Linked DNA regions of Mus musculus: region 2 is linked to region 1. The links are chromatin loops, found by intact Hi-C in ENCODE. Cell type or tissue: heart. All regions are shown on one strand. Region 1 holds the start of Zfp821 (zinc finger protein 821). Region 2 overlaps Phlpp2 (PH domain and leucine rich repeat protein phosphatase 2).

Region 1 (5,000 bases):
GCTTATATGTTTATGTTTCTTCTGTATTATAGTTTAGTTATGTTTTATTGCTTCACAGCCTTGACACCTAATATACTTTTTCACAAAATAAGTTTCCTGTAATTGTTCATATTAAAGATGAATCAAACACATATACATACCCCTTGGGCAAGTTAGACAGCACTCTAGTAACTTTATACTTCAAATCCATACTGGGAATCTTTAGCCCTTTCTCCCCCCGCCCCCCAACAAATGAGTGTGAGCCTCTCCCCCAAAACTCAGGCTCCTCTTTCATTCCAACCCAGGTTTCAAAAGACAAAGCCCAGTACTCACAGTGAACTTTATTTGGGTTTGTCTGTTTCCTACGGGACATGTTTCCCTGATATCCAAGCTCCGTTCTTCCCCAGTTTCACCCCTGGACAGGTCACTACCTCCTCGTACGGTGCTGACCTGCAATAATAAGAAAATAAAATAAAATAAAATAAAATATTGTTAGCCTGTTATTCTTCCCAGAAATTATAAAATTAGAACATTTAAGGATCTTAAAAAATACTTCTTGAGCATATAAAACTCACTAGATATAAATAACTAAACTAATGAAATGAAAAAGGTAACTAAATGTCTAACTCAAAGTCAAGGACCAAGAAACTCGAGAGGCGACTACTTATGAGACTTCTTCTATAAAGCTGTCTTTGGGATTCAGACTACTACTAAGTGGTCGAAGTCAAGAGCACTGGATAGAAAAGGATGCAAATCCGGGCAATCAAGGTTAGAAGTACTGTGGGTAAAGGGATTGCTCCCACGGATGTGAAAGAAAGCAAAAAGACAACAAACAATGACCTGTAGTGGCTGACCTGGCACATGTGCAACTGGAAGTCAAGACCTGGAGTCTGTATCTCTAGAAAGTTTTCTAAGGAACGATGCTTAGAAGCAGCAAGGGTATCACTTATCTGCAATAAGGCCGAGGCATGATGATACAAGAGCAAATCAAACTTCCACCACTTAAGACACGCTCTCTGCAGAAAAGTAGATGCCTCTCACATGGTGGAGTACTAATTCAGTCTCCTAATGTACAACTCCAGCTGGCCCTGCTCAGATGGGTCTGAAGAGGTCAAAAGTCATAATCTAGCCTCTTCTCAATTTTGCTGTGTAGCAAGAGACCAGTGAGGAATAAAGGGCGAAGCGCCCTATACAAGAGGAGCAGCAGAGATGTGCAGCTGCCCATCTGATAGACGGGCAGGCAAATTCTCAAACCTGGAGGTTCCTTGTTAACCACAACACTGGTTCTCAGCCATAAGCAATGTAAGAGACTCTGAAGTGGGTTAGTTGCAGAAGCTGTGGCCTTTTCTCTACAAGACAGAGTGAGGACTAGGGATGAGATATATTGGCAGAGTGCCTGCCTAGCATGCATCAGACCCTGGGTTCGATTCCCAACACCACAAAACAAACACAGCAGAGTGAACAATGTAAATGGAAAAGGTGAAATTCTGTTTTCTACCTAAGTTAGGGATGTGGGTTTAGTCACTCCCTGGTTCTTTTTAGTTCTCGCTGTCTTAAACTGGGCTCACATATAGAAATATATAGTTCACCGCTTTAAAACAAACTGCTAGATGTACTGTGCACTCCAGTTAAGGAAGCTCACCTGATAATGCCAACCTACTCCTCTATGTAGCTAGAAGGCCCTCAGACCTGTAATCAGATCCTGCCTCCCCTTACCAAAAGAAGAAAGAAACCGCAAATGGCAAAGACAGGCCTCCACAGGAAGTGGCAAGGAAGCAGCTTTCAGGCAGTCTTCTATCATAGCTGCATACCAAACACAGTTCTTTTCAGACCTTCAATTAAAAAAAGGAAAATAACTCCTAATATGTACAACAGAAAGAACAATTTTAGAGAGCAGCGTCCTGACATCTAATAAAAGGGGATGTATTCTCTGGTTCTCTTTTTCTTGGAGAGTCTCATGCATCCTAACTCATCTTGAACGGGATATAGAGCCAACAGTGATCTTGAGCTTCTGATATTCCTGTCTCAACACAGTACAGGCAGGTGCAGTACCTGCCTCCATACCCAGCCTTCCATGGTGCTGGGGACTGAATCTAAAATTCTGTGTACGCTAGGTAGGTCTTTGTGCATAGTGGGCAAGCACACTACTGACTAAGCTACACCCCCAGTTGTAGGGGGTAGTCACTCCTTTCCCCTGCCTCTACTCTTTTTTGGAGATTGAGTCTTAAGGTACAAGAATTCAAACCCCTTGATTCAATGACTCCCCAGCCTCAGCCTTCTGACCAATGGGATCAGAGGTATTACTACGCCTGGTTTATTCTCCCTACTTTTTTTTTTTTTTTAATTTTTCGAGATAGAGTTTCTCTGTATAGCCCTGGCTGTCCTGGAACTCAGAAATTCGCCTGCCTCTGCCTCCCAAAGTGCTGGGATTAAAGGCGTGAGCCACCACACCCAGCCCTCCCTACCCATTTTAATATAGGCTCTGACTGAATATCACACGTTAGGTCTTTCTCTGTGTCTGGGGACTCCCAAAGTTGAAAGCTGAATGAGATGCAGACTGCCAATCTTTCTATACTTCTCTACCATGTAACAGAAAACAAATGATATCTCATCTCCATTTACCCCCATAAGGACCAGGAACCGAAGCTCTGCGACTGAGGTAATAAAGTCTGTTTGAAGGAGTGCCAGGCTCTATTTAGATCATCCTGGCAAGACACTGGTTCAGTAAGAAAGCTACAAGGCACAGAGAGGAAACCTGCAGCCACAGCTGAACCACTGCCTCTCATCAGCCTCCTAGTGGCCCAGTGGGGAACTGACCAGATGGTCCCTCCTGGGACTTCACACCTGAGGGATCCAGGCAAAATAAACACACACCCTCCCTTAGCACAAAACAAAGCCAAAGCACAAGAATTCAAAAACCCACTAGAAAGAAAAAGTCCAGAGGAGGGGGGGAAACCATGGAAAATAAGTAAGGAGACAGACAAATGGCACGGGGAGGCCACTCCTGACCCAAACTGCACAATATCTGAGGTTAGTTTTATAGGTTGTAACCCTCTTAAAACAAGACCCCATAAGTACAAAAGGTCACTTGGTCCCTTTTGCTTTCAGCGCTGCCCAATTGTGAAACTTAAGCTCGGAATGTAATTGGATAGCGAGCCGCCTGAGTATCTTCTGCTCAGGGAGGAACCTGGGAAGAACGGGAAACTGAGGATCGACCTACAAGGGATGCGACTTTTAAAGGGAGTAGGGGTTTTTGTTTTTGTCATCTATAGAGCCACAGTCAAGAGTCCTTGGGAAGGATGCACTGGCCCCCACCCCCTCATCCTGCCTCTGCTCTCACAGGTGTTAGGATGCAGCTTCCAGGGCACACACACTACAGATGTGCGTGTGTGTGTGCGCGCGCCCTTTTCCAGCCTTAAAGAAAAGAGGGTGCACTCCCACCTCCAGCTCTGATGAGGTTCCCACGAAGCAAAGTAAAGTCGCCCGAATCCGAGTGATGTGAAGCTGCCAAAAGGGAGAAGAGAAAGACAATCATACAGCCATTTCACTGTGCCCGGGTCCTCTCGGGTCGGCGCTGGAGCTGGGGTGTGCCATCAGTTGAGAGGGTGTCTCTCTGGCTTTTCCCAACAGGGGCAGAGGTAAATCCCAGGTAATTAGACTGGAGCCAGAGGTCTCCCTACGCGTTTCTGACCAACCCACAGACGACCACTTAGCCTCCTCCGAAATCTAAATTTAGTAGCTCCTGGGCCAGCCCGCCCGCCCGCCCGCCCGCTCCAGGACGGCAGGGGCCCCCCGCCCCGTCCGCTCTCCCACGCCCATCCTCCCCTCCCCCAGCTCCACCCCAGCCTGTCAGACGCCGGCCCGCGAGGCCCGCACCCGGCCGCCGCCGCAGCACCCAGCCCGCCCCTCCCCAGGAGCGAGCAAACAAAAGGCGGGCGGCGGCGCGGGCAGTCGGGAGCTACGCGGGTTGCCGACTCCCGGCGCGGGGGCGCTTTACCCGCAGCCTCGGCGCTCCGCGTCCCTGGGCTCCGCCTCCGGACGGACAGACCGCGGGACAATGGGCCCCGGCCGCAGCTCCAGCCGGCCGGGCCCGGGCTCTCTGGGACCCGGCCCCGGTGGGCAGAGGGTGGCTGCGGGCCGGGCTGGCGGCGGGGAGGCGAGGGGCGGCGCGGCGGACAGACAAAGCCAACGGCAGACAGACGGACGGAGGGGGGAAAAAAAAAAGATGGCGACGCGGACGACGGGAGCGCGCGGTTCGCGCTCTCGCAGCGAGTGGGGCGCGTGCCGGAGCCTCACCTCTCCTCCCGCCGCCGCCCCGACCCCTCCCGGCTCCCGAGGCGCGCGCCTGGCGCTGTGGGCGGGGCCTCGGGGGAAAAGGGTCCGGGAAGGCGGGGCTTAGGGAGCATCCAATCGCGGGCGTTCCAGAGGGGCCCCGCCCGCGATCTGGTCCTGGCGACGCGGAGCTGAGCATCTAAAGAGCTTTCGGAGGTGTCCTGACGTTTCCGCGCACCTTTAGAGCGGGTGAACTCCACTCAGCTGTCATCTCCCCGGCTGGTTTCCTCTCCCAAAGTCGAGTTCAGCCACAGAACCCACATCCCCCAACCACAGCTCCGCCGCAGGCTTCCCCCTCCGTAGCCGAACCTGGGCCAACCATCCCGTAGTCACAAACCCTCTTCACTCCCACTTGTCCCAAGGCTTCTTCAACTCTCGAGGCATTTAAAGTAAAGAAAGAGGGCCCACAGCTTCTGTGGGAGGGACTAAGCTATCAGGTGGTCACAGACACAGGACCTAGGTAGCTTGTGGTCCTTGTTGCTATCTAAGGGTGTTTGGAAAGGCTGAACGTGGTTCAACTCCGTTCTAACGCGACTCCTGTTACTGTCCGCGTCATTATTTCTCCGTTGCTCTCCCTTCTTTCCCCTTATTTGGGCGGAAAACCCATACCTACCCCTGAAGTCTCTCCGTAGAGAAGTAAAAAGAGGAGCCCTGTTTTAGAAGGCCCAACTTTCAGCCCCAGCTTTGCC
Region 2 (5,000 bases), 210 kb before region 1:
TTATAACTTGAAAAATTAATACTTAGATTTTTAAAAAGCATTTCTTTTTAATTACATGTATGTGTGTGGCATGAACATACCGTGCAGGAGTCCCCAGAGAGCAGAGAAATTGGATCTCCCCGGAGGTGGAGTTAGCAGGTAACTCTGAGAGCCTCACACGGGTGCTAGAGACCTAACTCAGGTCCTCTTTAGGAGCTCTGAGAACTCTTAACCACTGAGCCATCTCTCCAGGACAATATCTACATTTTTGGTAAAAATAACGTCATTTTTAATTGAAGTATAACGCAGCTAGAGAACCAATCCTAAGTGTATGGATCAGTGAAATGGAACAGCAGTGAGCTAAGGCTCAGACCATCCCCAAGGTATTGCCACCTCCTGAGCATTTCCTCATCTCCTCTTCTAGCCACCACACACTCAAACGTACCACTTTCTACCCTGGTTACAAACAGCAGACAACACCTGCCAGTTATAAAACCAAACTTTCCTCCATGCCCCACCCAACAGGAGGTTTCTGGGTAGCCCAGGTGGCTTTGAACTCATAATCTTGCTTTACTTTCCCAAATACTGGGAGATAAAAGGGTCCATGATGGCTGGAGATGGCAGCTCGGTCGGCCACATGCTGGCTGACCCAGCACGGAGGAAGCCCTGGGCTCTAACCAAGCACTGCATGAACCAAGCACGGTGGTGCACATTTGTAATCCCAGACATACTTTGCTATCTTCTCTTTCATTTTGAGGCAAGGTCTCATGTAGCCCAGGCTGGCCTTGAACTCACTATGTACCTGAGGATGGCCTTGGACTCCTGAGTCTCTTCTCTTGCCTTCCTGCATATGCTTTGGTCTGACTCCACATTATGCTCTGTTCACACTATTGCATGTGGTTATATCTTTTGAATGTTCTTTGTGTGTGTGTGAATATGAAACACATCTGAGAGATTCATTCCTTCATAGGGCTCTGAACAGGTTTTGAACTTTGTTAAAATGTTATAATACCTAGCAAAAATCACTACTAGTATTAATGATGTTACTTAAATTCTTACTGTAAGCATCCCTTCTAATATTTGTTTTCTTGTAAAAAGGGAAAAGTGTTGGGAGATAAAGCAATTTGGTGTCTTAACTGGCAGATGCTGGACTCTCCCTTGCTGCCCCCGACTGTGTTAAGCAAAATGATTACCAGTCAGCCAAATGACTTTAGGCCAGCACCGACCTTATGACCATACCAGGAAACCTAGAGGAAATATATGACAACTGTGCTGCTATTTACTGCAGCTTTTAAAGGGGCTCCTGAGGCGACATCCTCAAGCCAGGGCTGTTTCAAACAGTTTATATGTGACTTTTTCCTGTCACAAGTCTTGATGAATCCTAGATGTCTCTATAACCACTCCCACCTAAGCCAGAGACACTTAACCCTAGTGGCCTAGCAGAGGGACCATTAAGAGTGGTGTAAATACAAACCTTCCTTCGCATGAGAGGTTTGCTGTGACTGGTGTGAGCAAGCTTTCTGCTCACTTGATGAGTCAGCTGGAGCCACAACAATTAGCTCTAATACAAGATTTCTCTCGAGTTATTTTTTTCTTGCCTCCCTTACCAGAAGAGGCTAAGCTGGTTACAGAGAAAGCAGCAGCAGGGACAGTGGAGCTGCGGTGGTGGCTGAGGCAGCACATCAGGACATTGGAGCATGCTAAGCTTAAAGATGACAAAACTGTCTTCTTGAGAACTGAGGAAGAAGCTAAGGAGAGCTACAAGCTTGAAAGCCCGCAGGGCAGCAGTAGTGGTTTCCTGGGACGTGGACTAACAAGAGGCAGCTGAGGAGCAGCCAGGCCAGGGACAAGGATGGCAGAGGAAGTACAGAGAAAGCAAAAGAGGGTAGAAAGCTAATCTGGAACAAAGCAGGGGCTATAAAGAGGCAGAAAAAAGCACCTGCAAGCCCTAGTTGCTGGAAGAATAGCAGCAAGCTATTAAGTCTTCAGACATCCCAGGTCTGGAAGCTATAACAGTGGCTGCTATCAAGGGATGAGGACTCCTGACATTTAGGTCTGTCTAGAAGCTACAATGCCAACTGCTGCTGCAGGCCGAGGAATCCTGACTTCCTAGGCAGTGCTTCACCTGCAGGATTAAGGGCTCTACTACAAAGACCTATGTAGGAGTTGTAACACTAGAGGGAGCCACCAGGCCTGGCTACCCAACTCACTGCCATGTCATGAGGTACAAAAGTTGCTGAAGCCAGCACTCCTCCTCGTCTAGAGGTGGTTTCTAGGTGGTAGAATGTAAGGACCCTGACAGCCGACTGATGGCAAACACTCCATGACTACTTAATGTAGGGCTGCTGGGCACGTAGGTAGGGCTGCTCCAATTCAGAGTGACTATGAATCTATCATCCACACACATGTGAAGTGATCTATGCATAGATGATGAATATGAACCAAGAGAGGAACCTCAGGCATATCAATACACAGTGCCAGTTAGCACTCAAGACATTGTTGTTATTGTTGTTTTGGCTTTTCTAAGGGTAGTGGTAGGCTGAAATAGAAATTGACTTTGTGTCTCAAGCTAGCCTGAAACTCCTGATCCTCCCAAGTACTGGGATTACAAGTGTGGCCACAGCACACAGTTTTTACTCAACAAGCTCTTTTTTATTATTACACTTACTTATTTATCTCTGCATGCATGTATGTCTGTGTCTGTGTCTGCATGCGGTGACATATGGTGGCCAGAGGACAGCTTGTGGAAACTGGTTCTCTCTTTCCACCCTGTAGGTCCAAGGGACAGAACTCAGGTCGTCAGGCTTGGCTGTGATAAGTTCTTTTACCTACAGAGTCACCCTGCAGTCCTGCTCAACAGTTAGACCTGATTCAGGATTCATCTGAGCCATGAGTGAACCTCCATAACATGATGAAAGACAGAAAACGGAAGTCTCTAGCAACATATTCCAACACAGAAAAACAAAGAAAAAAAAGCAGTTTTCCGCCATCATCAGTTAGCTCTTACACACTGATGCCTGACTTGTATGCTTTGCCTTAGCACCAAGAGGCAAACATTTCCCTGAATGTATCATTTGTGGTACAGTTTTAACCTAGAACATGCTGTTTCTGTGTTTAGGCTTTGGTATAACTTACACAGTACACTATGATCATGCAATTTTGTTTCTTAGTCAAAAACTGCTTCCAAGGCTTATTTGCACCAGTACGCAAAGCTTTAGTCCATCCATTTCCGCTATTGTACAAAATCTACCATGTAAATCTATCATTGCTGATTGACCCATTTTCCTGTTAACAGTCCGACGTTTTCACCACAACACAACACAACACTGTGACAATCCTTCTGTGTGTAGGTAGCTCTGTGATAAATGGCAGCAGGAAATCACTGTTCACACAGCTCTGCCACTTCTCTGACATGGTCACCTTCTCCTGAGGTGGTTTCATTCAAATTCTCACTGGCTATAGTGAGGACTCCAGGAGAGAGATACCAAGTCTAGTCTCTGGTCACACTTAGCACGTCCCCCTTCAAACTGAGGATGATAAAGTAGTTAAATTGTCATTTCTGGCAGTTAGTGAAAGTGAACACGTTTCTTTTCCTTTCCTTCCTTAAACACAGAAAACTGCCAAGCATGGTAAGTACACCTACAATCCCAGTACTTGAAGGCTAAGTCTGAAATCAACTTGGGTGGTACAGTGAAACTTCCTTAAAACACTAAAACCTAAACAAAATACATAACAAGCCTAACTGGTAAAGAACTCTCCATAAAAATGGCTTCAACATCATGAGACTGTCTCAAATAGACAAAACAGTGGTCTCTATACACACAAGGCCTTTTACCCTGAAAAGCATTCCCACAGACCATCTCTAGTTGCTGATGAAGCTAATCTCTGCTCTAAGTCATCCCACGTTGTATGAAGCAGAGTGGTTTTTCAGGCTGTGAACAGCAGCTTTGACTCCATTTTGAGGAAGAAGGATGCCTCCAGCCCCTGGGTAACCCAGGTACCAGTCACCACACATCCAGCACAGGCTGATAAATGACTTATTCCTGGGGACCAAAGAGAGCTACCCTGTAAGTTTATTGGGATTAATTGAGACTGTAGGGGCATATGAACATATTAAAATCACATCAAGAAAACTAGGCCCAATAACTTATTGGACATGTCAGGCCAAGAAAAGGGTATGACTCACTTATCTGGAACCCATAAAGGTGACAGACATTAAACACTGTGATGGTATGGGCTTCATACCAACCTACCATCTGATTCCTGGTGTGTGTGTGTGTGTGTGTGTGTTTGTGTGTAGGACTAATGCCTCCCCTACTACTCCTTGAGCTTCAGCTCAGGTAGACCCCATTCTTTATGTAGTCTGTGACTACCTGTTTGCCTTTCTGGACCTGGACCTGCCTGACATGCTGTTTCCTGCTCTTAATCTGTTCCTGACTCTCTGTCTATGGTTTTGCTCAGCCTTTCACCTTGCAGCTGAAGTCTGTCGCTTTGCTCTCAAACCTAACTACAGCAGGTCTCTCCTGGCATTCGTCTGGTTCATTACCTTATTAATACAGACTCTCTGAAATCTCTTAAATTCTGCAGCAGCCTCTTTAGCTTATTTTCATTCTATAAACCACATATATGCATATATACATATGTACTGGCTACTATATGGCATGAGAGTTTGTATTAGTAATTAAGACTGGAATAAAAGAACTTGGATTCACTGCAGCCAGACTACCAGGTTATATGATGCTTCTGTCCGTGTGGATTTTCTGTCACTCTGTCACTGCTACACTCACTGTAGAGAGCACAGTCACTGTAGAGAGCACACTCACTGTAGAGAGCACTGTCATTCTGTTTCTGGCACGTGTGCTCCCTACACTCCTGGGACAGGGTCTGTTCATTCACACTAGAACTCGGAGCGTGTGCTGCTCCATGCGGGCTGAAAGCAATCCTCTGTGCTTTGTGGACTGGAACAGTGTCTTGCTCCTATAATTTAGACACAGCAACATGAAAACAGTGACACAGAAACT

Evidence for each region. Peaks named below come from ENCODE experiments on the same cell type or tissue, not always from the same donor. Only the 100,000 strongest peaks of a DNase experiment are listed, where the experiment ranks them.
Region 2: it touches region 1 in a loop (2.4-fold over the local background); 2 of 42 quality-filtered maps call a loop at or near these places.

The regions. Positions count from the first base shown.
Region 1 is chr8:109,704,840-109,709,839 of GRCm38, reverse strand. Zfp821 (zinc finger protein 821) reads right to left here and starts at 4,294. Exons shown (of 9, transcript NM_001167946.2): 1 at 3,977-4,294; 2 at 3,421-3,483; 3 at 1,696-1,811; 4 at 313-429. The coding sequence starts at 352. In heart, a CTCF peak has its summit at 2,776; DNase peaks (open chromatin) are centred at 2,799 and 4,349; H3K4me3 peaks cover 2,502 bases; H3K27ac peaks cover 1,785 bases.
Region 2 is chr8:109,914,657-109,919,656 of GRCm38, reverse strand. All of the region lies in intron 9 of Phlpp2 (PH domain and leucine rich repeat protein phosphatase 2), which reads right to left. Among named protein-coding and RNA genes, the nearest start is that of Marveld3, 45 kb to the left of the region's middle. In heart, a CTCF peak has its summit at 2,145 (motif pointing right); no DNase peak of the experiment used is centred here.